5 separate regions of the Homo sapiens genome follow, and all the other regions are linked to region 2. A link is a loop called in an ENCODE intact Hi-C map of the cell type or tissue named here. Cell type or tissue: PC-3. All regions are shown on one strand. Each heading gives the region's core, and the rest is flanking DNA. Links, peaks and the distances in the headings are about the cores only.

Region 1 (6,038 bases), core at 622-5,621, 190 kb before region 2:
GACACATTGAGAGTGATAGAGACACAGGCATGCGGACAGATACAGAGAAAGAGATGTACATACAGACAAGAGACACATATAGTGAAAGAGACAAGATATGGCTCTTTCAGACATATAGCGAAAGAGACAAGATACAGATATCTATATCTATATCTATATATATATCTCTCTCTCTCCTCACACAGAGAGAGAAATGCCAGAGTGAAAAAGAAAAATCCACCAGAGAAACAGACACACCTAAAGTAAGGAGAGAGAGTAGAGAGAATGAGAGACAGACATGTATATATGCAGACAGAGGAGAAAGACATAGATCAGAAGATACATACATTGAAAAATAAATTAAGACACATATATGAGACAGAGAAGAAGAGACTCACAGGTATGCACGTGTGGAGGAACACAGCCTGAGAGGCAGAGAACAGTCAGAGACAGATAGAATTGGAAAGACTGTCTGAAGACAGAGACAGACTGAGATATGGCCTGAAAAACAAATGGAAGGATGGATGGATGGATGGATGGATGGATGGATGGATGGATGGGTAGATGGATGGACGGACAGTCAGATAGATAAGAGCAGCAGACATAAGGGAGGGGGCAAGAGATATTTAAGATCTATTACAGTAAAATGTTGAAAATTTGGAATCCTTGGGAAATGATTCTTTCTGAATGTGATATTACATATATTTGAAAACTTAAACCTTTATGTACATCTTTTAAAATTTCCTCTTGTATTATAATTTAAAAAATAGGATTCTTATTAAAACACTGTGTGCATCTCTTCCTTTTTTGGTTCCCCTTCCCCCAACAGGGCTCCTGTTCAGCATAGTCCTGCCACATTTTTATCCTTTTTTGAAGGTTAAAGTCCATTTTTGAGGACCGTTCTATAATCATTGTACTGAATAAGTTAACAATTATACATTCTTTTGAGTTATAGAAAGATCTGAGTGCCTTTTTCTGATTTCTGGATTTTGTTTTTGATTTTTATACTGTTAACAAATTTTCTTGCTGTTTTTGCACCCACCATTAGTAATTTCTCTTTTTATTTGTCACTCTGGGCTGCTTATTATGAGTTTAGAATCCAGATAGCTGATGTAATTCTATATAAAACAATCATATATAATATCTGGGTAAGATAGTTCAAGGTTTTTTGTGCAAAGTTAATAGTGCGTATATTATGTGACACTTAATTTTGGTGTGCTCTATATATTCAAGTTGTGGATAAGAATGTATTGGTATGAAGTTAGGAACTAATTTGTTATAGCTGTGTTTATTCATTTATTCAAGTAAGTAAGCAGATACTCTTCTTTTAAAGAGCTCAAAAGCATTTTACTCAATTGATGTTAAAAAAAAACAAAAAGGAAGCAAATAATGATGCATCTGTTGTGTTTCTCATTCACACATCATATTGCTGTAAGAGTTATATTAAAATTAGAGACCAAACGATCTTTAAGGAGTCAAAGGAGTTATTTTTAATATATCTAAAGAGATAGAGACTGTAGAGGAAGTACTACTGATAAATGTCCAGTAATCAGGAAGGATGTCAAGGAAGGAGCTGATGAAGCTCTGGGATACTTATGAAAAGGAAAGTTTTATGGTTGAAGATACAGATGCATAGACAGTTTACAGTAGGCACAGTAAACTATATAGATGCATAGACAGTTTACAGCAGACATGACTGATACAGCATTAGGAAAATCTACATTTTTACAGGCATCTTTTTGACATTGGAAAGAGGAATAAGACATTCCCTTTTATAAGGATCCATTATTAAACATTATTAGGAAAAAGGTCAGATGCGGTGGCTTATGCCTGTAATCCCAGCACTTTGAGAGGCGAAGGCAGGTGGGTCACTTGAGGTCAGGAGTTCGAGGCCAGCCTGACCAACATGGTGAAATCCTGTCTCTACTAAAAATACACAAATTAGCTGGGTGTTTTGGGCACACCTGTAATCCCAGCTACTCGGTAGTCTGAGGCAGGAGAATCACTTGAACTCCAGTGGCGGAGGTTGTAGTGAGCAGAGATCATGCCATCACACTCCAGTCTGGGCAACAGAGGGAGACTGTCTCAATAAATTAAATAATATTAGGAAATAAAATTAAACATAAATATTTTAACTTTCAAGTCTTGGGATAACAGATATGTTTAAACAGTAAAATCTCACATCGTCATCTCCCTGATGGCAGGGTTCATGGGATTTATCTTAAATCACAAATTGCTTCAAAGCGCTATCTTACATAAATGTTCCTAGTCGGTTCCTTTGAATAGTTATTTTATTTAGTATAATTTTACTAATTTTAAAAGAAATTAAGTTAATTAAAACTTGTATTACACAGATATGCCTTTATTTCATCTTACAAATTTCATTTTAAAGAGTGCTGAAGTGACCATTTTTTTCCTAGCTTTACTGTAGAAACGCTTCTGAAATATTTTAAGTCAAAGAGTTGATAAGATTGATAATGTAACATATAGAACCATTTATGTTTTTCTTTGTTTTTGTCATTGTAGACATTTTGGAAAATGGAAAGCTGAGGTTGGTAGATGGGCTGGGTGATGACATCTACAAAATAAACCCAAGTTTTTTTTTATATGTATATTTTTTAAAGACAGAGTCTCACTCTGTCATCCTTGCTGGAGTGCAGTGGTATGATCATGGCCCACTGTAACCATGAATTACTGGGCTCAAGCAGTCCTCCTTCCTCAGCCTCCTGAGTAGCTTGGACTACAGGCATGAGTCACTGTATCTGGCTAATTTTTTTAAAAATGGTTTGTAGGGGTTGGGGGGTCTCACTATGTTGTCCAGGCTGTTCCCAAACTCCTAGCCTCGAGCAATTCTCCTGCCTCAGACTCCCAAAGCCCTGGGATGACAGGCGAAAACAACTGTATCTAGCCCCCAAGTTTCTTTAAGGAGTTAAAAAAACAGTCCTGAATGAATGTAGTTTGTAAGTTGATAAAAACAATGTGTGTGTGAATAAACATATATTGCCAGCAAAAAATGTGTTACCATCTTCAGGCCTTTTAAGGGGTAAGTGATGTTTTGCGTTTTTGTGAAAACTTCTATTTAAGGGTTCTCTTTTGAAAAAAAAAAAGGAAAAAATGAAATGTCATAATCAAAGGAGTTTATACCCTCTGAAATAATGAGTTGTTAAATTATTGTTGTTTAGCCCTTTTTTGTACTTACTTATATACATAACTATGTAAGAAAAAAGACATAGAGATCGTAAATCTTATATGAATAATTATTTGGAATACTGTTATAAATTCCTGATCATTTCTTAAATTAATGTTTATTTTTATTAGCAGATACATGGTTAAGTAGTTTTATAGCATACAACAATTCTTTGCAAATAGTTTACATATTTACAGGTAAATATGTCTGCCCTAAGTATACATACTTGCAATTTTGTAGGTAAAAATGAGATCTGGATACCAGTTAAATTTAGAAAATTGTGAAACTTATTTAAATTTAGAACCTTTAGGGGTCAGTGTTCCCTAAGAAAGGTTACAAAAGGTTACTGTGCCTACCAAAATTAAATATTAAATCTGCTATATTGTAAATATATATATATTTTTTACCAATTTAAGGTAAGAAATGATGAGAATTATACCTTGAAGAAGCTTTTGACCAAAACCTTTCAATTTAATGAGTTTGTTCAATATTGTTTTTAGGTTTATTATTTGGGGGGATCATCATATGTAATATATATTTTACACACAAGTAGTTATTTTTATTTATGTATTATCTAAATTTAGATATAGATTACATATTTTTAATTTATCTTTAAGCTTAAAACATGATCATGATTCTAAATCAGGAATCATTGTACTTATTTGAAATAAGGTGAAAAAGCACTTATAGAATGGCTGTGTAAATAGAATTCTTACATTTTTCAGTTTATTGGAGGCTAGTAAATATTTAACAATTTTTTATCCTACTGAATTTAAGTAAAAAACAGTTGTCTTCTTCCTTATTTTAGAATTGGACTGGCAAGTATCATTTGTATCCATGATTCTTACGGTTTTTCTATAAAACACAGTAACACAAATTTTTTTTAAATAAATGAAACTTAATGAAAGGTAACTTGCAAGTGGTTTGGTAGTTTCTTGTTGAGTCAGAATAATGTTTATTTGTCCTTGGCATTTTGAACCTGTGTGCCACCATCAACCTCTTGTATTATTGATTCATTTATCTTTCTCTCTGTTCACAAAGTACATATTCTGTTTTACCTTTTGTCTGTCTGCAATTCTGTAATTGAATTATAACTAAAACTATTCCATGATTTGCAGACAATTTGTAAGTGTAGACACTGAAGAACCACTGTAGGAAAACATAATTGATGCTTTTAAATGTTGTTGATCATTATGACTAAAATATGATTGTAGAATCTCATATCACTTTTATAAACTATTTTATGTTTAAGGCGGAGAAGAAGGAAATGACAAATTGCTTAGAATGGACATTCATTGCTACCAGCAAGATAAGCTGGTAGAAAAAAAGCTATTTCCTAGACATTATGATTATATACTCCTTGAAATTAAAGGTTTTGAAAATGTCTAGATAACTAATCATTCTGTATTAAATTACAGGACTTAAATTTTAATAATTGGCTTTCTAGTAAGTAATGGTATATTTTTCATGAAGAAGAAATATAGTTAGTGGTTTTAGCTTATTGCCTATATTTTAAAGTAGAAAGAAGACTGTGTTGGAAAACCAATACTTTTAATAATGTCAGTAAAATGTTATGGTGGAAAGAACACAGGTTTGGAGCTAAACATAAGTTTTAATTTTTAAATCTTTCACTTACTACCTACTTGGATTTGGGTACAAGTTTCATAAATCTTTGTAAGCTTGAGTTTTCTTTTATATGAAATAGAGAGATAATCTATTTAGGACCATTGCGAAGATGAGGAATGCTATATGTAAAGTCCCTACTACAATGTCTGAAACAGGAAATGAATTTATTTAATCTGTATTTCACATACCAGAGTAATTCTTTCCACCAGTGTGATGGTGGTAGGTTACAGATGCTAAAATAAATAAATAAATACATAAAATAAAAAAAATTAAAACAAAGGTGGTTGACAAATTTAGAGGACTTTTAAGTAAATCGTGGTGATTGTCTTTCTTATTCCTTCTAGCTATGGAAGGTACATTCTACTGAGTTTCAAAAGTATTATGAATCCTTAATAACAGTATTTGAAATGATTGTAATAGTATTTTAGGAAGTCTATTTTCTTCCAATACAATGTTCAGAATATCACTGGAACTTTAATTTTCAAAATGGTATGCTTATAGTTAGTATATTTGATAGACTATAGTATATAATTAATAATATTAATTTAGGATAAAATCTATTTTCGTCTGTATTGAAATTCCAGTTGCAATAAAAATCTCCAGATTAGTGGCATCACAGAGTATTTTTATGTGTCTTTTCCTTTTGGCAAGTATGGATTTAAGATTGCATTTAAAAAATTTTCCATGTGCCATTGGGGGTTAAAAGAAGAACATGTCTGAGATCTGATTAAATTTACTACTTATCTCCATAGGACCTAGCTTAATAGAGTGCTAGTAGCTTCTCACACATGACCATCTAGAATATTTGAGAGAGTGGTTTTAGGAATACTGGCAGCTGGCCAGCAAGGATTGATTCATTTCCTGAGGAGATGCTGAGGCTACTCTTAGAAGAATGATTGAGGTTATAGTCTTTTATTTTAAAAAATTTCCTTTAATATAAATAAGTTTATTAAATACGATTCTGGAATTCTTTATTTTTTAAGCTTGATGTGAATGATTCTGTTAATACTCTTGGACTGAGTAGAAAAATGGAATGAAAAAACAAAAAATGTTTACAAGGGCAACTTAGTTTTCTAACTGGTTATGACATTTGTTGTGAACCCTTTTAAGATTCATAATTTCTAATATGAATAGTTCATGTTGGTGAGTTTATGCCACAAATTATTTTTTAAATTATGTTTTGGCAGTTTAAAAAATAGAGTTTATCTTTCAGAACAGTTTTAGATTTACAGTAAAATTGAGTTGA
Region 2 (6,038 bases), core at 650-5,649:
TGCCAGGATTACAGGCATGAGCCACCGCACCCGACCCTGAACTCACTCTTCTTTATGGCTGCATAGTAGTCCATGGTGTATATGTGCTACATTTTCTTTATCCCGTCTATCATTGATGGGCATTTGGGTTGGTTCCAAGTGTTTCCTATTGTGAATAGTGCCGCAATAAACATACGTGTGCATGTGTCTTTATCATAAAATGATTTATAATCCTTTGGGTATATACCCAGTAATGGGATCGCTGGATCAAATGGTATTTCTGGTTCTAGATCCTAGAGGAATCACCACACTGTTTTCCAAAATGGTTGAACTAATTTACACTCCCACCAACAGTGTAAAAGCATTCCTATGTCTCCACATCCTCTCCAGCCTCTGTTGTTTCCTGGCTTTTTAATGATCACCATTCTAACTGGCGTGAGATGGTATCTGACTGTGGTTTTGATTTGCATTTCTCTAATGACCAATGGTGATGAGCTTTTTTTCATATGTTTGTTGGCCACATAAGTGTCTTCTTTTGAGAAGTGTCTGTTCATATCCTTCGCTCATTTTTTGATGAGGTTGTTTTTTTTCTTGTAAATTTGTTTAAGTTCCTTGTAGGTTCTGGATATTAGCCCTTTGTTAGATGGATAGATTGCAAAAATTTTCTCCCAAAAATATGGAATGCTTCACGAATTTGTCTGTCATCCTTGCATAGGAGCCATGCTAATCTTCTCTGTATGGTTCTAATTTTAGTATATGTACCCAAGGTGAGCACTAATTTAAAAAAAAAATAGAGGCAAGGTCTCACTATGTTGCCCAGGCTAGTCTTGAACTCCTGAGCTCAAGCAATCCTGTCGCCTCGACTTCCCAGTGTTGGGATTACAGGTGTGAGCCACCGTACTTAGCAGATGTTGTGGCCTTGAGTCTCAAGATGCAGAATTTCTTCTTCCTTAGGGGATCTCTGTCTTCCACTGATTGGATAAGGTCTACTCATAATTATAGAGGCCGTCTGTTGTGCTCAAAGTCTACTGATTAAACATGTTAATCACAGCAAAAAAAAAAAAAAAACAAAATACCTTCACAGCAACATCTAGATTGCTGTTTGATCAAATATCTCATTACCGTAGCCTAGCCAAGTTGACACATAAAATTAACCATCACACGTGCATTTCAACAATTGACTAGGGCCAGGTAAAAATTACCCTCTCTAAAAGGGGCATGCACTTGCCATTTCACCACACTTTCTATTCCACCTACTTTGTGAATTTAAAGTCATCTTCCTCAACCCTGTAGGTATTTAATTTTATGACCCCAGATGTATGTTGTGATATTACTTATAAAATGGATGTTTGTACACGTATACATATACTCTGGCCCCTGGCTACCTCTCTAACCTTATTTCTTAACATGTTTCTACTCTTGGTTCACTCCAGCCACACTAGGTTCCTTAATAACTCAAATATTCTAGGTGTGCTCCCATCCCAGGGCCCTGCCATGTGTTTTCTCTGCCTGGAGTGTTCTACCCCCGGAATGTCACATGAGTCTGTTCCTTTACTTTGTTCAACTTCCTGCTTCAATGTCACAAGATCACACTATCTAAAATAGTGTACCCTCTTACTACATCACTCTATTTGTTACCCTCCTTTATTATTATTTTTTTTCATAATAGACATGCTTACATGACACTATACTGTATTAGTGGATTGTCCTTTAGGATTTTTTTTTTTAACCGCTGAATCTTATACCTGAATCAGTGCTTGGCATGTCTCTGATGCTCAATAAGTGTTTTGAATGAATGAGTATGTATTAAATATACGTGTATGCTTAAACATTGTGATACATTAGAAACTTAACAGCAGGTTGCCTGGGAAGTGAGACTGAGTCTAGCAGTCAGATTTCTTATATCCATGGTGAGTGAGAGAAGGGGACATTTTAACTTTCATTTCATACCCTAATAAAGTGTTTGAATTTAAAAATTTTTTATGTACATGTATTACTTTTGTATATTATAGCAATGAGTTTTGTAAGTTTTGAAAAGACTCATGCATGGTAACCTGCACAAATTAAGCTTAATGCTTAGAAATGATAATGAAAAACTGATCTATGTTTTGGTATATGTATATTTATGACAATGTGGTTAATTTTTTTAAAATAGATTTTATTAGTGTTGTGCTTTACAAAAGGCAGGATTTATAAGGGAATTAAATTCCAGAGTAGACTTTATTCACCTGTGTTATGGAAAATATACATATAAATGATATCTTCACTTGCATTTTATGTTTGCCAAATATTTTTAACTGTTTTTGAAGGTATTTTACATGGCACTAATTCAAGCAGTTTTTAAAAGTAAAATAAGATGTTAAAAAAAATACTACCAACTTTAAAAGAACTATTAACCTGACATTCTTCTTCCACTTGATACAGAAGCAGGATTCTGTGACTGGTTAGAGATGAAGAGGGTGCCTTTTTAAAATAATTCAATCCTGTGAACACCAGCTATAGTCAGAAATGATAAGGAGAGGAGAGAATTCCTTCATATTTCAATAAATTTCACTCAGTTTAATTAGGTTTATTTAGTATATTTTAATTATAGATGTTTTCTTTTTCTTTCCATGACACATGCATTAGTAAATGAATTAAAGATTTTTATTGAATCTAAACTAGTTAAAAATATTTGGCAAATGAAAATAATAGCTAATAATTGAAGACCTTTGTTCAGGAACATTCTGATTCATTAATTGCAAAAACAATAAATGTTAAACATACAGTACAAGATCTAATAAACTGAGATCTTTAAGCTAGTTTTGATTTCTATAAACTTTCTAATGCCACTGCTGTCATAAAAAGCTTAGTAAATATTGACTGAGGATGATGATGACGATCCGTCAGTATTTTTAAGACTGGGTGGCACTGGCAGTACAGTCAGATATCCGGGACTTAACATTGTTATTTTGCCATGAGGCCCTTCCACCTGGCCCTATCCCAAAATGATGAATGTTTACCTATAGTTAGGTATTTAAATGTGTAAATATTCCAGATTCAATTATATGTGAGGTAGCTAGAGTTTTCATTCCTTAAATCATGAACTAGTTCTCTAAAGTTTAAATGATTTACAAGTCTGCAAGGGTCAAAATTGACTTGACTGAATGTTTTCCCCATAATTCCAAAAACATTATTTTATGAGTTCAGTTCAGTATAAAAATATTATGCCCCACTGACTATTCCAAACCTAAGATGTTTATGAAATGTATGAATTTATTAAGGTTTAATTTACTATTCTGTTTAGTTGTTAAGCTTTAAATGTTGTTGTACAGTATGTCTTGTTCTCTTTAGGCTTAAAAGGGTTTTATGACAATCAGTATTCTATTAATGTAGTTCCAGTTATTCCCCAAAAATATCTTCTAAAACTTCCTGGTTCTGATTGAATCACAACTGAACAATATTCAGTTACTATGTAAAGCAATCAAGAAGTTCAAAAGCCTAGGGATAGGGACTGGCTTTTTAGTTTAGTTTTATTCAATGTTAATCTGATAAAGATTTTCATTTATTTTAACCCATGGAAAGTTTAGTTGTCCTATCAAGCTTGGTTAGTTGTTCTAAACTATAAAAAATAAAAATTTTTGAAAATATTACATGAAAAAAGGTGAAAATTGAGATTTTGTCCTAGAAAGTTGGACGCACTGTTCACTTAAATTATAATTAATAATGAAGAAAACGTCATATATTTCTAAATCTACTTTCATTAGGTCTTCCTTCACCTTTTCACTTGTAAAACTTTTGTTTTCCATTCATTCTTTTGTATGATACAGTGTTTTAATTCAGAGCTAACACCACAGTAAGACAGATGGTGCAGGTTCTGCCTTTCCAGCTGAGTGACCATCAACGGGTAATTAACCTCTCAAAGCCTCAATTTCCTGACCTGCAAAGTAAGAATTGTAATTATACCTGCCTCATATCATTGTTTTAGAATAACCAAATCAAATAATGCATGTACAATGCTTTATACAGTACTTGGGTACACTTAGGAATGTAATGAAGGTAACCCATTATTATTATAATCCCAATGTTGAGTTTTTATTGTTATCATTAGCTCTTTTTTGAGATTCTGTTAATACATTTATAACTTTTTTTTAGCTTTTTAGGCATTAAACGCAATATTTTGTGAACACAATATGCAATCATTTGATTTTTCTTTAGGAACAAGTTTTCGCTGTAGTTAAGATGGTTGATTTTTTTCTTGTGAGGCATTTAAAAAAATATTTTGTGAAAATGGCATGCTTGAACTTAGATTTGGCCCTTTTTGATTAACAGTTTGTTTTCAGGAGTTGTTTATTCACACAGCAACATTTTAGTGTTCAAAAATATATTGAGAAATTCAAATCTAATAATCTTCATCACTTGTCCCCTAACCTATGAAAAACATGTTTTCCAAAGAGTACAAATTCAAAGTATAACATTTTCTTCAATGTTTTGTGTTAAAACTGTTACCCTAGAAAATACAGATATAATTTTTAAAGCTACGTTTGTAATTCCTTCTGTCTTATATCTTGGAGTTCAATACATATGTTATCTTATTTAATCCCTTCAACATCCTTGTAAGGCATCATCCCTTTTTGGAGAGGAGAAAACTGAAACAGAGAGAAAACTAACATCCCCTAGGTTACATTAAGGCCATCGACAGTGGCATAAATATTATCTAATCCTCCTGATAGCTGGGCCTTTTACTTTGCTACTGGACCCCTTCCTCTACTCATGCCTCCCTCAGAAATACAGCTGAAGCAAAACTGGTACTTCAGCATTATTTCCCTAATTTGGATATGCTTGACATGTTTATTGCACAAAACACATCACTGAGACCATGTTAAAGGCAGGTTAACACAGTAAAAGAATCTGACCTGCTTTGGAGTTTAACAGTCTTTGTCTGTGTTCAACCAAACTGCACAAATTACAACCACAGTTGATGTCTGGATTTATAAATACACGCCCTTTGATTTTTTTTGAACCTTTAAGCTCTAGCATTATATCATATGTTAGGCTACAAAAACTAAATACTGTGCCTAACAGCAATTTTATCCATACAATCATAACAGTTTATGTTTATTAGTATGTTGTGGTATTAATATTGTTGTTTTATCTGTGCTGTAGCACAATCACTAACGTAACAACAATCATATTTAGTAGTAACCATTAACCAAATAGCTATTTTGAGTTGTATATGAATTTATTAAGAGCCTACTGTGTACTAAAGACTTTTGTGAAACATAGAGTTAACAGAGGATAAGATGCAATTGCTACCTTCAAATAGATTATAATTAACTGGAGAGAAAAAATATATACTAAAAATGAACATACGTTACTATGTGCTGTTAAATGAAATAATTGGACACTTCCATGGCAAGTCACAGAAGGGAGAGATTCTTCTAAGCTTGAATAAATTTCACAAGATTTTATGGAATACTTGAGAATTGAAGTATATGAACCAATAAGATTCTGATAGAGAGGAGGAGGAAGAGGGCATTCTAGCCTGGAAGAACAGAATAAGCAAAAGTGGAGGTTTAATGAACATATTGTGTTATATTATGCAATTGAGAGAAAATTGCTGGAATTTTATTGTTAACATGTATTTAGTTTTTATTCTGTGTTTCCTGGAGAGCCTTGGGAATATAGAGCTTATTTTTTGAAGCATTAAAAATTAAACTTATACTCAAAAGAAATACTTCAATACTTTATATAAAATTTAAAGCATCTTAAAAGCCTAAATACATTTTTGAAAAGCTTATGGAGAATTTTGGACATATACAACAGCCTACAGAATGAACTCTACACGTACGCATCACTTGCCCCTGAAAACGTCAACCCCTGGTCAATCAAATTTCATCCACAGTCTCGTGCACATACCCCCACTCTCTGGTATTATTTTAAAGTAAATCACATGTACAATGTTACTTTACTTATAAATATTTCAGTAAGTATCATCTAAAAGATGAGGACTCTTATTTTAGCATAACCACAATACCATTAACATACTTAAAAACAATTTAACAATAATGTATTTTATT
Region 3 (6,038 bases), core at 456-5,455, 110 kb after region 2:
AATATAGGTGCCAAGAATTAAATGTATAATTTGTTTAATAAGAGATGGATATATTAAAATTACATTCATCAAGGCATGATTTTTGTTTCACTACAAATAATGCAAACTGTTTTCAATAAAAAGAGGAGACTGTTAATGTGTACTTATAAATTCACATTGTCAGTATTTTTTAATATTGGGTCTGAATAATTATCTGAATTCTACTTAAGCTATAAGTCTCTGTCATTTTTGCTTGAAAATTAGCATGCCTCTGTCTTAAAAGAGACCATCAAACCTATTAAGTATTCTTATTGTTTATCTTTTTTTAATTGCCATTTGATTTTTATTGTGGAGGAGGAGGATCTAATATATAATATTCAATACAATTGTAATGTAGAAATATAAGAATTTAGAAAAAAGTAAACTTGCCATTTGGTTAAGGTTACCTGCTTTTTATTTTATTCCAGAAATAAGATAGTTACAGCATAGCAGTCATATGAAGTTATGAATAGAACTGAGATTTTTATGTAATTAGTTATAGGCAAAATACTTTCATATTTTTAGATTAGACAGACGAAAGACCAAGAGGAAATGACTGTGCCTGGAACAGGATGAAATAGACAAGTAGAGATTTAATTAGCAAAAATTTTGTAGGGAAGTAAAATTTTTTCTAAGTCTATACGTTTTTAATTCATCTTTAAGATTGAGCTAAATTATCTACCATTGCCTATTTACAGGATAAGTACATTCAGGACAATTTATTGTACCATTCTTTCATATACCATAGCAGATTATCCATTTCAATTTTTTTTTACTCCACAGGAAAATGTAAGCTACTTTGTCATAGATCACAAAAGAATCATAATGCTAACAAACTCTATTTCTTCCTTATTAAATCTGTATCCATTAAAGTAACTTTTTTAACTATGAGAATTAGAAAATAAGGGACAACAGGGGTTAAAAATAAACTGATTTAATTTGCTCTATAGTCCTAAAGAGAATTATATCCTCTCATAGACCAATGACTCTATAATAGAGAAATATGTAATGATTTGGTCATGCATGGAGTCTTGTCTCTGGGCTCTATTTGAAACGTGTAACAGCTCCCTATGTGAAGAAACATTATCTTTAAAGTCATCTGGGAGGTGCAGGTAAGTAAAGAGAAACAATTTTTGTCACAAAGTAGTCCATTCCTGATCTCACTTAAAATAAATCACAAGTAAATTTGAATTTTCGGTTTAATGTTGAAAGCAGATGAACTTTTCTTGAGTTATTTTGTCTTTTAGAATACACAAAATATAGTATAAAGACATTTCACAATTTCCAAACAAATCTTTCTACGCTTAAATGATCAAATTAGAAAAACCAATTCCTATAATTAATATGCAGAACTTTTATAGAATATGATATTATAAAGTTAAATTTGCAAAATAATTCTAACATCCACTATTGTTCAGTATAGGTAATCTCCCAAAAATATCACATCCTCTTGAAAATGAATTGTCTACAAAATTTCAAATGCAAAGTATTACAGCCAAATATTATCTTAATTAATTTCTTACACTTAAAAGTGTCCATCAACAGTGTGTCAGATGGTCTTTATATATTTTTTCTGTATGAAGGAATAGCCTTGCCTACTGAAGATAGGTTCTCTATGTATTCAACAATAATGCAACTTTAGAAGTATTCCACACTGCTGAGAAATGTTGCTTTGAGTTTGCTTTACACATCATCAACTCTAAATCCTATAGTAACATGAGAATTCACTTCTTCTTGTAAAAATAAGTAATTTACAGGAAAGGCAAAATGCTAATACTAACATTTGTAGCACTTGATGATTTACAAAGTCCTTTTACATCTGTTTTTTCATTTGATCCTATCGACAATCATAATAATAATAAATTATATATATAACCCATATAATAACGATGGTGATGATAATTTTAGTATTACTGTCATTATAATTATTATTATATTCATTCTACAGATGAGGAAACAGACTCAGTAAGCCTTGGAATTTGCCAAGGACTGGCTAGGACCTAGAACTAAGATCTTATAACCACACTCCATGCAACTATGAGTCTCTAAATCTCTCTGTAAGAAAAAAATTTCAAAGTAAAGATTTTACTCTTGCAATTTCTGTTGTGATAGTACCATCTCTTTCACATACTACATACAAATTCCCTAATAATCAAAAGATTGTACACATTTTTTTCAATGAAGTACAATAATGTGAACTGCATGTGTAAACAGCATCACATTATTACCACCTCTCTATGGTATTATAGTGGCAGTATGCTTTGCCTCAGCCTTCACTAATTAGGAATATTGTGACAATTCATTGCTAATAAAACATAACATGAGTCTCTTTGTACTGTTTTTAATTTGGCCTGATGCTAAAACCTATCAGCTTAGTTTTTTAACATGGTAGTCTAAACTTCAAGGCTTGCTCTATCTCCTAGAGCAATTTAGAGCTAAAACCAGTAATAAGCAAAGTTATTGGTTATAAGCAAGGTATAAGCAGTTAAAGCAAAGTTATTAATTATTAATATATGAGAATTTAAAATTTTATAAATAAGTTAGAAATTATTAATGTATTTTAAATATGGAGTAAAATATTTTGCTAATTTTTTTCAATGATAAAGTTGATCCTTTGTATATTTCCTTATTCAAATAAATTCAGTCATCTTCTTATCAGGTTGCTTATTTATATAATTTGTTTATTTTATTAAAAATCTAGAATATTAAAGATTTATACTTTTAATATTGAATATAGTTTCGTAGAAAAACATTTTATATGTACTATTCTTAAAGATCACAATTATTTTTAAACTTTCTATTTTCAAATACTTGTGATTAATAAGGCATTCTATGATGAAATAGCCATGGCTTATATATTTTTGTCTTTTCACATATGATGTGTTTGGAACCCAAATTTTTTACTGATTTTATTGTGTTGTTGGTAACTAGTATTTACAGCTAACCTATCTATTCATATTTTACATATATATATATATATATACATGCACACACACCGATACATTTACCTTTTAAAAAAATGATTTATAAGTGAACTGTTAGGCTCCAGTGATTTCAGTGTTTTGTTCATGTTTTATTGGAAATGCACGTGGTTTCTTAGGCTTTTAAACAAATACATGGAATGGTTGAAAGATTTATTTTGCTCGTGCTTAGCTAAATATGTCATCTCTAGAAAAGATGTGGTTTGTTTTGGCACTGTTTTAAAAACTCAAATATTTTAAACATTTGTTAAGTTGGAGCTTGCACATTTAAACCAGCAGCATACGTTCCAGAAGAGCATCTCAAGTTACCAAATTTTTTGTAATCCTTTTACTAGAAAAATCTTTTTTGAAGAGTTTTTCTTGTGCTTGCTTCGGCAGCATATATACTGAAATTAGAAAAAGAAAACTTTTCTTTTTTATTATATATTTTAGTGTAAGTTAAGTTAAACTTCTAAAAGTTGAATTATTTAATGTAGGACTTCATAAATAGTATTTGACAATGATAAATGTGTATTTTTGAGAATCATTAAAATGTATACAATGATATTCCTTTGCAGAAGTCTTAATATGCATAATTTTTAATCTAATTGTCTTCTAAATATAGTTTTGGTGTATGCTGGTATTTTAGAAGCCACCAATTTCTGGACTATCTGATTATTAACAAAGATGTATTTTAATGCACAAACTCAAATGTTTAAAATATATATTTACTTTGTACTCAAATAAAATCCCCTATTGCAAATCCTATACATATTTCAATGCAATTCTTATACATCGATCTTAATCAAATTTATAAATGTACAATCCTGAAGACAGTGTACTAGATATGCACTATAAAATATATTGCAGTAAGGAAACAGATTAAGTTCACTGTCAAACTGTCTGACTTCCTTAACAAATTTAATAAAGATAAATGTCAATATGAACAAATTTGTTAGGTACCTTAGGAATCTTTCAAAACTATTTAGATATAAAATAAAATTATAGTAATAAAATATTGAAGAGAAATATCATTTTTAGTGAATATGGTTAGAAAGAACATAAGAAGTGAGATCAAATTATTTTAATTAAAAAAATAGGCCAGGTGCGATGGCTCACGCCTGTAATCCCAGCATTTTGGGAGGCCGAGGCGGGCGGATCACAAGGTCAGGAGATTGAGACCATCCTGGCTAACACGGTGAAACCCCGTCTCTACTAAAAAAAGTACAAAAAAGAAGTTAGCCGGGCGTGGTGGCGGGCGCCTGTAGTCCCAGCTACTTGGGAGGCTGAGGCAGGAGAATGGCGTGAACCCGGAAGGCAGAGCTTGCAGTGAGCCGAGATCACGCCATTGCACTCCAGCCTGGGTGACAGAGTGAGACTGTCTCAAATAATAATAATAATAATAATAATAATAATAATAATAATAATAGACTGACTCAAATCTACCATAAAGCACCTCTACTCATTTTGGAATATGTACGTGGAATTTTGCTTCAATAGCTGAAATCTAAAAACACTCTTTCTGTTGCATTTGATTATTCAATCATGATAAGGTAAATGTAAACAGACTGTGTAGCACTCTATCACCTGGAGTGAACTTAGAATTTACAGCTTAGAGTACATGACTAAAAGAGGAATGGAGTGGAAGTGGGCAGTAGGTGTCTTTGGGGCAAAAATTCTATAAACTGGTGTTATCTAAACTATCACATTACTTTGTTAAATTATTGTTTCATCACGTATGACCTTTGTGATTTGTCACACATTTTACTTCTACATATGCACATAATTGTAATTTTTTTAACTTTAAAAAGTCAATTATGTTTAAGAAAATTTTTAAAATAAGAATGAACGTATGTGATATTTACTGTGATATTTACTCGTGTATTTACGATTTCTGATGCCCTTATTTTCTTTACATACATCCGTGTATCCACCTGTTACCATTTTCCTTCTGCCCAAAGTATTTATCATCTATACCAGTGAAGAACTGTTGGTTCAACTGTTGTATGTCTGAAAATGTGACTCTTTTTCTGCCTCCATTCTGTGAAAAAAAAATTGCTGCATATAGAATTTGAGGTTAACATGGTTTTGTGGATTTTTTTCAGTATTTTAAAGATGTTGCTCTAATATTTCTGGTTTGCTTTGTTCCTGCTGTCATTCTTATTTTTATTTTCTGTACATTATGTGTCCTCTAGCTGCTTTAAAGATTTTCCCTTTGTCACTTGCTTTAACCAATTTGATTTTGATATGTAGTGTCGATTTCTGCATGTTTCTGTGCCTGTGGTTTGCTGAACTTCTTGGATCCATGAATTTGCAGTCTTTATCGAAAATTTCAGCCATTATTTCTTCCAATATTTTTCCCTATCTCTTTTCTTCTTTCTCTGGATCTACTATTCTCTGGATATTAGGCTACTTAAAGTTATCCTACAACTTGTTCATGCTTCGTTCTTTTTTTTAATTTTTAATTTTGTGTGTACATAGTAGGTGTATATATTTATGGGGCACATGAGATATTTTGATATAGGCATACAGTGCATAATAATCACATCAGGGTAAATGGGATATCCATCACCTCAAGCATTTATCCTTTTTGTTACAATTAATTATACTCTTTCAGTTATTTTTAAGTGTACAATAAATTATTGACTGTAGTCAGCTTGTTGTGCTATCAAATATTAGATCTTATTCGTTCTAACTATATTTTTATTATATTTCTTTTCAGTTTTTTTCTCTGTTTCATTTTGGATAGTTTCTATTGCTTTGTCTTCAAGTTTACTAATCTTTTCTTTTGCAGTGTCTAATGTGTTGTTAACCCATCCAGGCCCTCTTTCTTCACAGACATTGTATTTTTCATCTCTATAAGTTAGAATTGAGTTTTTAAAATTTTTTATGGCTCTCCTTAACTTGTTCATGCTTTACATTATCTTCAGGAACATAAAACATATACAGTGGTTTCACTTCCTTGGTTTTAGTTACCCACAACTAACCACAGTCCAAAAATAGGTAAGTATAGTATAATAAGATATTTTGAGAGACAGAAACCACATTCTCATGCCTTTT
Region 4 (6,038 bases), core at 305-5,304, 150 kb after region 2:
AAGGAAGCGCAGCAGTCCACCAGGTGTGGGATATGTGTGGCACAATTCAAGACAAAGATTAAACCTCCACTTGATGTTGCAAAAGAGATTTTATAAAAGGTGACTGAAGTAAGTCACCACAATGTAAATGAACCAGCCACCAAGATTCAAACCTATTTTTAATAAGTTAATAAAAAATAGGCTAAGGGTCCAAAAGAGAATTCATTCATTTTTTGACAACCTGTAGAATCCAGAGTTTAAAACTCATCTAAAGAATAGAATTTCCCATACACTTCTTTATTAGACACTCAAAATATCTGCAAGGTAAATGTTTTACATCCTTTCTGAGGTAAATGAAAACTAAAAAGACTTCACAAAAGTCAATATATATTTTAATATAAATTACATTCAGGATGCTGCTCTATAAGACAAAGGGGAAGAAAGAAAGCCTGGAGCCAAGAACTGAAGTCTTTTAATCTTACGTACTGGAGAGGAACCCCCAGTGCTGAGGCCTAAACATTGAAGGTTGTAGTCAGAGTCAATGGGTTAAATTTGTAAAGGTTACTCTATGCTGAAGAGAATTAAATAATTAATCCCTGTATCTCCTGATGAAAATAATGCCTCTCTGAAAGTCAAATCTGAAACACTTCTCTCGGTTGACCTCAAATCAGCATATTACTCAATTTCTTGCTTCCTTGCTTTCAGGACAGTTGTATAGATAGGAAGTTCTTGTGGATGCTCCTCTAAGTCGCTATATCAATTTGTGTGAATATATATATATAGCTATCTACCTGTCTATATACCTCCTACAGCATGTGTGTGCTGGCTCTAATTCTCTGAAGAGAAAGGTGAAGAGTCCATTGCTTGGAGGTTGGGATAGTCATGACTCATTAGTGAGGAACGACCAATCCACAGTTACTACCGCAGAGCATTTCAATAAGTCTTCTGTTTGTTTAAAGTACTTTAAATTGTTATTATTATTATTATTTATCTGACTGAAATAAAACTTCAGTCCGAACTTTCCCCAGTAATGGGGGTGAAGAGGGGGAGTAAGGTTGTGTAGGAAGCATCTCAGTAATGCCTTGAACTGCAATTTAATAAGACAACAGGCTATGAAGTCTTCTTTGATCATGAGTCTGAGAAATTCAAAATATAATCTCTCTCTTTCCCTCTTCTCTCTCTCTCCCTCTCCCCCCTCTCCTCTCTCTCTCTCTCTCTCTCTCTGTCTCTCTCTCTCTCTCTCACACACACACACACACACACACACACACACACACACACGAGGTCAAGACCCGCAGTGTCTTAGTGGGTTTTCACCTCCACCTCCGTACAATCAAGAGGGCAGAGAAGGCGGGGGCTGGAGGTGGCTGAAAGGGCAGGGATGGCGGTGAAACCCGGGAGGAGGCGACATTCGTGTCAGGTGGCGGTCCCAGGCAGTGTCCACAGGCCCGGAAGCCGAGGGGACCAGGCATCAAGCCCCGCGTCCAGATCCCTGCACCCGGGGGCGGGACCTGGTGTCCCGCGGTCCCCGCCCAGGTTCCTGGGGCGCTTTTCCGCAATGGCTGGCGTGGAAGCGAGAGGGGGCCCAGTTTTTCCTTGCCAGGTTGCGGGTACAGCCAGCTCCGCGCCGGGGTTGGGCGGCGCGGCCGGGATGCTGAGAGCCCTGCGTGCTCAGCCAGGGGCGCAGGGCGGCCCTTCTGCCCAGCGCGCCCCGGGCACCAGGGATGGCTTCCCAGCTGGAGGCCGGGAGGGAGGAGAGTAAATACCCATTCTGCGGGGGCAGCCCTCGGGGGATGGTTGCGAAGGGAGAAACGAAAAATAAATCAGACAAGAGAGCCGTCCCGCCCCTCCTCGCCCGGTCCTGGCGGGCGGCGCCACTGGTCCTGCAGCCTCGGGCGTGCCCGCGCCCCCCCGAGCCCAGGGGGCGTCGCAGCGGGCCGGGCGGGCCAGGACTGCGCCTGTGTGCGGGTCCCCAGGAGCACTGCTCGCCTGCCAGCCCCGCCCGGCCGGGCCCCTCCGGCGGGATAGAGCCCTGCTTTGCTCTTTTCGTTGGCCAAGCACAATTGTGTTATTGGAGATAATGAATTCAATCCCCATCAAAGGGCATTAGGCTCGCCCGGGGCCTGGAGTTGCTGATGCCTTTTTTTTTTTTTTTTTCAAACCAGGAATGAAAGGCTGAGGGGAAAAAAAAATTCTCTGGGGGAGCCTTTCCCCTGATCGCTGCTTTTGAAGTGAAGGGGCCCGGGCATTGTTGTTCACCTCGCGGCCCATACGGCTGAAGAAAGCCTGGGCTTTTGATGGGCTGAGAACCGCCTCGGCAGTGAGCACTCCGTCGGGCCGCGCGGCCTGCGGGCAGCATATGTCTCGGGGCACCCGGGCACCGTCTGGCGGGTGGGGCCCAGGGCCCGGTGGGGAGGGGGTTCCGCCCGGGAGGCCGGGGCTGGAATGAGGCCGGCACCCGGCGGCGGGGACCTTTGGGCTTCAGGCCTCCGGCCAGGGATCTGCCGTTCCTCCCGCCCACCTGGCGTAGCGCAGGAGATCCACCTGTGTGGCTGATGAGTCCGACTGGGAGGCCGCACAATTCTTTGGGGGTGAGGGTGGGAAAAGCTGGCTTCTCCTTGAGGGCAAGGAGCGGGCTGGTCTTTATTTTTAAGCACTGGAACCCAGCATCTAAGGTAACTGGCTCAGCTAGAGATTAATGAGTCTGAGTCCGTGAAGGTGTGCACTCGTCAAGAGGCCTTCGTGCGACACGTAGTTAGGACTTTTCACCCGTGACTCCGCACATAGCGCAGCGCGGCGGAGCTCTCGGCCCGGGGTGGGGTAGTGGGGGCGGACACTTCGCTGCAGGAGCGCGGCCCGCTCCGCCAGAGGGGCAGTTTCTCCGGCGTCCGCGGCGTCTGGCTGCGCAGTTTGTGCCCAGGACCGAGCATTAGCATCAGGTCACCTTTTCTAAAACTTGTTTCAGGCATTTAAGTTTACTTTCAGTGCCCCCAATGTGAACTTTCCCCACCTCGATTCGCTCCCCCACTCCTGGTCCGCCCCAGGGCTCTTTGGCCCAAGGGTCAGCAACCAGAGCTGTTCGGTTCCCTTCCCTGCCCTCCCCATCTCCAACCCCCTCCTCCCCTCCGCTAAGGATCCGGGTTATCCGCCCCATTAATATATTAGCCAGGCATGACACAAAGGAAGCGCGTGTCAGCAGAAGGCGGTGTGACTCCTGGGAGAGGCGAGGAAACCTGGACGAGGCCCTGCGCTACAATACGGCTCATTGCGGCTTGAGCTCATGAATCGGCCTCCACCTGCGAAAAGCGGCGGAGGACGCAGCGGTAGTTGGCGCCCAGGGTTGAGCCGCTGTTGGGTTACGGGTGTATAGCTGGACTGCGGTAGTGAAGCACAAAGCCCCCAAGTGGGACCCAGAGCTAGGGGAACGTTCCAATAATATCCTAGTCACCTGAATCATGCAAAGAAATTCCGCTTTCCAGGAGCACGGGACTAGGAGGGCGCCTACTTCCTCCCTGGTGCATAATGGGCCCTTAAAATTAAATATACAAAGGATACAAACCGCCGCAGAGCTCCTTAAAGTCTTTTCATTAAATTGTTTGTGTTTTAAAACAATCTTTGGCGTAAGAGAGAGAAACCAGAAAACTGACCCGGGATATGAGCAGGCAAGCAAAAGAATAACAAATGTACTCCTTTTTAAAAGTGTGTGTGTGTTGGGGGGGGGGGCGGGGGGATTGGCTAAGGAGGTTTCCAATTTAATTCATTGTTCCCAATTTGCAGGCAATAGCAATGCTTTGGGGGGAATTTCCAGGTTGTTTTTTTCCTTGGTTTCAGAAATTAAATAAAGAGAAAAGAAAAAGCCCCTGATGTGTAATCTTGAAGGGGAGTTGAGAGACGTAAAAAGTTAAACCAAGGCAACCTCACACTTAAATTCTGAGTCAGGCCTGCCGTTGGTGTCACTGGCCTGGTTCTTGATTTCGCCAGTGACTTGACCCGCATTCCACCTGGATTCTGATGTATTCGAGCACGATTCTACTTAAGCCCTTTCCTTCCTGGATTTTGAGGGAGAATATCTTGCCTCTGTCCTTTAGGTTGACTGGAACATAGAGAACCCCAAAAGATCACGGAGTGGCACCCAGAAAAAGGAGGGCTCCTTATTTCCCGGGACTGCAAGGGGGAGGAGTGCTCACTCTCACCATGTGCTTTGCTCTTACACTGTAGTCACAGCTAACATAATTGGAGAAATAAGGAAGTTAAATAGAAAAAGAAAGGTGGCAAGTGAGGATTTCCCCCTTGTCAGGTGTTTTAAAATGTTTATAACAGGAAAATTCATGCATTTTACAAGTTAAAATTGAATGGCATGGGTATTTTCCAGCCCCAGATTGCTTGGTAAAATGATGGTGGAGAACAAAAAGGTGAGGGCTGCAGTCCTAGCTGGCCAAAGTTCAAAGAACCATGCTGGGCTGGGGCTAAAAGAAAAACCAATGGAATTATTATGCCCCCAAACTTAGCTATTTGGAAGAAAAAACACAAGATTTAAGGTAATCTGTTGTTAAATGTTATTTGGATACACTAACATCGTGCATGAAAATAAAACTTGTGTAAGTGGCTACTTTAAGAAACGCTTTACCTTTCCAAATCAATTCTATTTATAAACAGGAAGATTGTGAAATATTCATGTTTTTTTCATTTCATTTTCTTACATTCTTACTCTCATGAGAATCTATTGATTCTAACGATTCTTTCAGTTTGAGAAAATTTTGTTTTTAAATTTCAGCATAATTTGATTACCTATTTAGTTCTAGATATCTTTAAAACAATCATCTTTTTGCATATAACTATCTTGGAGTAATTAGGCATGCTCTTAACTCCATTTAGTTGCAAAACACACTTTATTACAATTCAAATAAACAATTGGTATTTAATTTTTGAAGGCAAAATATTTCCTACAAAGGTATAAAATGTCTACTAACTTATTTAAGCTATTTTATTTTTCAACGAATTTTTTCCTGTTGACATTGAGGGATCACATTAAAATACATTATAGCTAAATGTTCTACAATATTACTGCTAAATCAACAGAAAACCAATTGATCTTGAGGAAAGGTTAATTAATTTGGGTGACAGGTCTTCTACTTTGGCCAGCATTGGAAGGAATTTGTATTGATCTCGGCAGTTTTTTGCAAAGAAACTTAAGCATGTTTGTGGAATTGAGACCAATTTTTTAAAATGCCAAAACAAGGGCTTACATTTTTATCACTTCAGGACTTCTTTTCTGTTATGGCTCGTTCAAATCTGTTAGACTTCTAAGAAATATAATGTTTTTATGCTTTCAGTGAAATCAATTAGGTATCTAGCCTTCAGAAAATGAAAACAGAGGTTGGGAGCTTTACTAGGATCTTGTTTGTTTTAATCCCTCCTTCCCTAATAATTCTCATCAGTTTATCCTGTATGAGGGGGATCACAAAGGGACAATGGAAATTAAATTTTGCCTTTGATGTAAACACTGTATTAGCCATCATGTAGAAAATGGACGGAACTGCCTTCTACTTCCGAACACCTGTGAGTTGTTTAGTTTTTGCTGAATAGAACTGGTGAGCTTTTCTTCTTCCCTATCTTTGGTTCTGTTTTTGTCACCTTAAAAATGTTTCATACCTGCCCTTCCTAAATGCAAGGTGAGAGTAACAATTGCAGCTCCCCTCCCCTGTCCTATGCTCACTCCCAAAACATTTGTTTTTTTCTTTTTTGTAAAAATGTTTGCTCGGTAGCGTTGGTGGGTCCGAGCGCCACCGGAGCTGTACACTTGGGTCAGGAGGAAGGCTTTCCCTCCTCGCCCCTCTTCGCCCCCTCCCTCCCCTCCCCGGGGACCCCTCCCCCATCTCGGGCGAAATTCCTAAGACCAGCGAGCAGGAGCACCGCGGCGGGACGGTCAGCAGCCCCTTTCCGGCCCTGGTCTTCGGGAGCTGGCGAGGTGAAGAAATGTGGAAACACCCAGACGAAAAGGGGATGGGGTGGGGGTCGCAGGAAGGCGGCGCCCTCAGGCAGGGTCTCCGCACTCCCTC
Region 5 (5,933 bases), core at 1-5,000, 130 kb after region 2:
CAAGCATTGCAGAAGCTGCTTCCATGTCCTTAAGGTGACAAAGCATATGAGGACTTTGCAAGTACTTGGAGTAAAGGAAGAGAAGAGAATTCACAGAGTGAAAAGAGGAGAAAGAGTGCTCTAAAATATCACCAATGGACTGCAACATGTATGTATGTACACATAAGTTTATGTGTATGTGTCTATATTATGTATGTGTTTATATATGTGTATACATACAATGAGAAGAATGAGTGAATTTGGAGAGAAATAGCCTTCGTTAAAGTACAATAGGAATAGGCATTCACATTTCAGTCCAGAGTTTTGCGTTAAAAATAGGCTTACTAGTTTAGTGTTAAGTCCTATGATACCAATAAACCAAAATATATCATGGTACAACAGAAAGTTTGATCAATTTGGAGTCCCACATTCTAAAACCTGGCTTGCCCTGAAGTGTATTTTGAGATAACCTCATCAATCAATAGAATTATAATAAAAGAAATGACTTGTACATTGTCATTATAAAAAATTATTGTATAGGCCTAAAAAAGAAGTTAATTTTATCATAAATAAAAGAAGCTACTTAAGAGCTCATTTTAAAGATTCTAATTGCTATTGGAAATGAAATAGAAATTACCAGTAACAGCCAAAACTTGTGTACTTCATTAACCTACACTATTCTGTGTGCTTAATTTTATTAATCTATAAAAGATAATATACTGTCTATTCACATCAAATAATTAAATGTATTTTGTTAGTGAGGTATAAAAGAGAAACTGGTGATAATTTCCAGCTTTGCCAAACAGAATTCATCCTGGCTGTTTTGCACAGAAGGTATGTGTATATGTTGGCCATAGAAGATACTGTCATTGACATTCTCACAGGGGATATCTGGTATCAACTTTAAAATATTTGTTTAGGAGAACTAATTTTTAAACATCAATTTTTGCCTCCTATTCGTAGGCTAAGTTTAATTTCTAATGAAAATCAAAACAGACTCTTTAATCTTTTTAAATAGCAGATTTTCTCTTTCCTAAAGTGCCTCAGATTAATTTCTTAATTTTTGTGTTCAGAAAAAAAAAACTAGCATAGCTCTATTCAAACTTTATGCTTCTGTTACAAAATTGTTCATTATTAAGATCACCTTGAAGCAAAGATATCTTCTCATGTCGTCTTTTAATTACTTGCTACTTTGCCTATCTGGTTGTAATTTATCTTCAAACCATACCCCGATTGCTCTGTAGTAAATTTTGGATTTCTTCTCACATACAGTCTTTTTTTTCTTGGTAAAATTATCCCATTGGCCTTCTTAAACATAGTAAGCACTTTCAACCTGTTACTATTTACATTGGTTTGATATCTTTCACTTATTTTCTTGCTGTATTGTAATTAATGTCTTCTAGATGTTCTAAATAAAATTGCACTTGGGTGATCCAGATCCAATGCTTATGTTCATGAAGAAATACTATCTTTAGAGTTGTTTCTAATTCTCACCTAACCTTTCCCTATCTTTTGACCAGGATTCCCAATACTGAGACCCTCTTACCTAGGACCTAGCCTGGATTCACCTGCCCCCTTGTGGTGTTCCTCTCTGAGAAGTTAATTTCTGAAATTTGGGACAGTTAATTAATTTCTGATATTTGGATTTGGCATTACATAGCCTGAGAAGAGAAACCTCATTACCCTTGTCTAGTAGGCTAGAGTCGGAAAAGTTATCTTCTTTTAGCCACTGGCTAACATGAAAAGATGAAAGGTATTTTTTCTTATTCAGAGCACAAGAAGGAACTTGAGCACTATAAAGAAATGAGAAGTATAAAATAAGTGACGATGCTTAATTTTGTCTAGAATCAATATTAGTGACCTGCAGATTGATAAACTAAAGTGTTACAAAAATTCTCATATAGCAACTAAATCAAGTTTATTCTTTGTCAGTGTCTCCATTTTTTAGTGAGTGGAGAAGAAAGGGAGACTGGTATTCTATTTTATTTAAATTTTATATAGATTGCCTAAGCCTTTCATCAAGGATGAATATATAAATATAAAAAATAAATCAAATATTTTATAATGTATAGTCAAGTGTGTTTGATATGATTGATGCAAATAGATTGTTTCCTTTTCTCAAAAGGAATTCCTTCCTCACATGTCACAGCACTAACTTTTACTCTTCAATTGAAGTCAATAGAATTTGCACATGGAAAGGGGATGTGTATATTCAATGAGTGACTTTACCTAACCACAAATTCAGTGACATTTTTCAAGAATAAGGACTTCATAATTAGGCCTCTAGTTAATAACAACATAGAGATAAAAGCAAGGGAAAGGGGAAAGAAAAGTACTATTTTCATAAATAAACCATTTGTCTTTCTTAGGAGGAAGAGATAGATTAATAAATTATTATTGTTAGCAAGATCCCAAGTAAAATTTTAAAGATCTCCGTTTCTGTCTGTTAACTGTCAAATATTTTTAGCAGAAAACAGTTGTCTCTTTACATGGTGTTCTACCTCCCACCCTACCTGCACCCAAGCCTGTTTGGATCGAGAAATAGTGATACTCTGTGACATTTTAAATATCATGTCACCTGACCTGAGATCTAGAAGAAGAAACAGTATGCAAGCTTTAATAAAGCTATTTGCAGGCCAACTCCCAAATTTCTAGTATTTACCGCTCCTTTGCAGTTCCTCTTACATTTGTAACAGTTGACCTACTAACAGGTTCCCAGAAACACAGATTCAAATTTTGGCAGGCTTACCTCACCTCTTTGTCCTTCCAAAGTACATAAATGCTAAACTGGGTTCACAGTGAGAATGAGAGTCATTCTAACAAGACTTTTAAAACCAAGACCCTTTCTGCTCCCTACCAAGTTACTGCCATCTTCTCCGAAGAAATAAAGTTTTGTCAGTGTGCCCTTGGCATAATTTCTTCAGCCTGGATTAAACACAGGTGACTGAGAGTCCGCCTTATCTCCACAGGGCATTAGTCACTCTATAAAAGTTAAATTTATTATGAAATGCTTTGTTTGTGTTAACATATATCTTCTCTGGGAAGCTGGAAACAAAGGCATGTCCTTTAAGACTCCATATGGGGAAAACACATCCTCCTTTGGAATTTAACCTTAATTTGAACCAAGATCTGTGAAAGAAAAGTACTTTAGTGTATTGTTCCCTTGCTCCACCCTTCTATCCCCTTATCTAAATGGAGTTACTGTTGCTTCGTGTTTTTTTAACCCTTCCAATTCCAGTCCTTGCTTTCCTGAGTTTAAAATTTATCCTGGGAAAGAAATATATTAAAATAATTGTGGCAAACAATTATACTTTGCTTTTAAGAATGAATTTTTTTTGTAATATATTAATTCTGATATCCTTTAAGTTAAGTAAATGCACAGCCAGTTTATACATCTTCATTGTTCATTTTGTTGTTTTAAGATACATTGTAAAGAATATTTTATTTCCTAAAAATTTTATTTCCTGCATATCTTCTCTAAGATTCTCTGGCTAGCAAACATTGTTATATATGCATAGTTTACACCTTATTAGAAGTAAAAAAGAATTAAAAGTAAGAAAAATTTCCACTAGGAACAATAATGAGGTACTAGTTGAAAGACCAATTTTCGATCTGTTTTCCTTCAGTCTGTTTGCAAAGTCTTTGTAAGGGTTTCCTATGTATCTAAAATCCAGAGATGCTCCAACGCTCCTTTTCAAAAGCAAAAGCAGAACCTCCATTACTGCTGCCCCAGCATAACAGCCTGGTTGTTTAATAAGCATCAAAGAAAGCATTTCAAAAAGAAAATACTTTTATTTGACATTTTAAAAACACTGCTTCATATAAATGCTTAATATGTTTTAATAGTGTCTACCAACAAACATGTAATCATCCAAATGATTTTCCTTTCTTGACTTTTGTTACATTAAAGAAAAATCAGAAACTAAATTCAAATATGTTTAAGTATAATTTATTCTTAAAAACTGAACATAATTTTAAAATATACTTGTATGTAACCCCTCTCAAAATAACTATCCTCAGCATTATTAAATTGAAAATTTTGTAGCAAAAACAAAAGTAATAATTTTAGAACAAAGCATTTACAGATTCCTTTGCTCACATAGTTCATTATCTCACAGTATATTTTATTTAAATGGTAATATTGCAATTAGTTTGATAGACATATTTTTAAAATATGGAATATATATAAATAATGCATTTAAGGGACTGGGACATTTATCACAAGTTAATATCAAATCAAGATATCATTGTTTTCCCACCTCAGTTCCATCTATTTATATTAGTTCCACCCCAAGCAACCCTCATATAATGATCATTGAAGCTTAGTCCCTACTACTTGTTAGCACATGATTATATACTATCATTGTTATTTAAGTTCATAATATATATCAAGTTTCTTCATGGAAATTATAAACTCACATGGGGTAATAATGGACTGACAACTTGAATACTTCACCTCTTAGACTCTAAGTTTTTGGTTCTCTTGGACTTTGTGCTGCATTAGATACTAATTTGATTTAAAAAAATAAAACTTTCTTAAAAGATGACAGCCCTGTTCGTCTTGATGCCTTACTAAATGCTGTCCCCAATTTTTTCCAAGGATGATCTGGATGATTATCTTCATGGCATATGTAGATGCCTGTATAGTTATTCATAGATAGTTGTACCATATGATAGGAAGGTCATAGGAAGACCTTTCACTGGAGTAAAATGGTCAAAATAAGAGATGAACAAGATAATGGGAGAAGTGAAGATAGGTAAGTATAAGGTTGAATAGGCAAATGTTAACCAGAATTAAAGAAAATAATAAAAAGTGTGAGCTTTACAGGTGATGAGAAGAAACAATTTAGCAATAAAGGAGCAAAAGGAAGAGAAAGAACCAAACTAACTCTAAACTGTCATATGTATCCAGGGTGGTAAATTCCAAAACATTTGCAAAATTGGATGAAAAAGAGATTAATAGTGTGTGTGTTTATAAAAAATATAGACAAGAATGGTCTTCCCATGTTAAATTTCAAAGATGCAAATATTTGACAAAACATTAGAATAATAAAACACTGAATTTCTTTATTGATCATGAGGAATATTACTTAACCATTAGCTGTATTACTAGAGAAAACCATGTTAGATAAAATTAGAGATAAATAATGTTTGTTCATGAGAGTTGTTTATTTTTATCAATTCTTATTTATCTTTGAATCTTATAAGAGACACTTTAAAATGTTTAGCTAAATCAAAATAGTCCTTACCCAATGAAATCACAACATGATAGAGTCATGAGAAGTATGGATAATAAACTGTGGCAATGGGTGAGGGGTAGGGAGATAAGGAGACTGATTGTAAAACATCTGAGCTTTATCAATATATATTAATCATATAATAATTTACAAATAATGTACAGTACAATGAAAGGTAAAAGTAATGCTCTCAGAGGAAATGTTTCCATTCTAGTTCTATTTGGAAGTCCTTGGGACAATTTGTGTTTTGATTATATTTAGAAATCTTCAGTATTTTGTCTTGGCCAGGTGTAGTTGCTCAGGCTTGTAATCGCAGCACTTTGGGAGGCTAAGGCGGGTGGATTACCTGAGGTCAGGAGTTTGAATCACCCTGGCCAAAATGGTGAAACCCTGTCTCTACTAAAAATACAGAAATTAGCTGGATGTGGTGGTGGGTGCCTGTAGTCCAAGCTACTTAGGAAGCTGAAGCAAGAGAATCGCTTGGACCTAGGAGGCGAAGGTTGCAGTGAGTCTTGATTGCGCCACTGCACTCCAGCCTGGTGACAAAGAGAAACTCCGTCTCAAAAAAAAAAAAAAAAAAGAGTCTTCAGTATTTTGTCTAAAAGTGTATCCTGCAGAGAGGATTGAATGAGACAATAGAGGGGGGTTTATTGTTCGTATTTCTTAGTTATTTAGGCAATACCATACCTGGTGCTGGGGATACAAAGTTGAATAAGA

Evidence for each region. A loop is a pair of places that touch in the nucleus more often than their neighbours do. Peaks named below come from ENCODE experiments on the same cell type or tissue, not always from the same donor. Only the 100,000 strongest peaks of a DNase experiment are listed, where the experiment ranks them.
Region 1: it touches region 2 in a loop (6-fold over the local background); 3 of 110 quality-filtered maps call a loop at or near these places.
Region 3: it touches region 2 in a loop (7-fold over the local background); 3 of 110 quality-filtered maps call a loop at or near these places.
Region 4: it touches region 2 in a loop (7-fold over the local background); 4 of 110 quality-filtered maps call a loop at or near these places.
Region 5: a loop joins it to region 2, with 7 times the contacts of the local background. A loop is called at or near these places in 3 of 110 quality-filtered maps.

What each region holds. Positions count from the first base shown.
Region 1 is chr14:37,248,479-37,254,516 of GRCh38, forward strand. The region is part of intron 3 of MIPOL1 (mirror-image polydactyly 1); the gene reads left to right. Among named protein-coding and RNA genes, the nearest start is that of MIPOL1, 54 kb to the left of the region's middle. In PC-3, for the core only: a CTCF peak has its summit at 3,485; no DNase peak of the experiment used is centred there; H3K27ac peaks cover 507 bases.
Region 2 is chr14:37,433,820-37,439,857 of GRCh38, forward strand. The region is part of intron 11 of MIPOL1 (mirror-image polydactyly 1); the gene reads left to right. It also overlaps the pseudogene RNU6-886P. Among named protein-coding and RNA genes, the nearest start is that of FOXA1, 160 kb to the right of the region's middle. In PC-3, for the core only: no CTCF peak of the experiment used is centred there; a DNase peak (open chromatin) is centred at 2,922; H3K4me3 peaks cover 695 bases; H3K27ac peaks cover 2,655 bases.
Region 3 is chr14:37,547,514-37,553,551 of GRCh38, forward strand. MIPOL1 (mirror-image polydactyly 1) reads left to right here. Exons shown (of 13, transcript NM_001388067.1): 13 at 1-3,746. Among named protein-coding and RNA genes, the nearest start is that of FOXA1, 45 kb to the right of the region's middle. In PC-3, for the core only: no CTCF peak of the experiment used is centred there; a DNase peak (open chromatin) is centred at 3,178; H3K4me3 peaks cover 430 bases; H3K27ac peaks cover 2,028 bases.
Region 4 is chr14:37,582,077-37,588,114 of GRCh38, forward strand. No RefSeq gene overlaps it. Among named protein-coding and RNA genes, the nearest start is that of FOXA1, 10 kb to the right of the region's middle. RefSeq lists an enhancer at 5,823-6,038. In PC-3, for the core only: no CTCF peak of the experiment used is centred there; DNase peaks (open chromatin) are centred at 855, 1,805, 3,145, 3,955 and 1 weaker place; H3K4me3 peaks cover 4,385 bases; H3K27ac peaks cover 5,000 bases.
Region 5 is chr14:37,564,215-37,570,147 of GRCh38, forward strand. No RefSeq gene overlaps it. Among named protein-coding and RNA genes, the nearest start is that of FOXA1, 28 kb to the right of the region's middle. In PC-3, for the core only: CTCF peaks have their summits at 1,549 (motif pointing left) and 1,764; a DNase peak (open chromatin) is centred at 2,997; H3K4me3 peaks cover 3,784 bases; H3K27ac peaks cover 3,208 bases.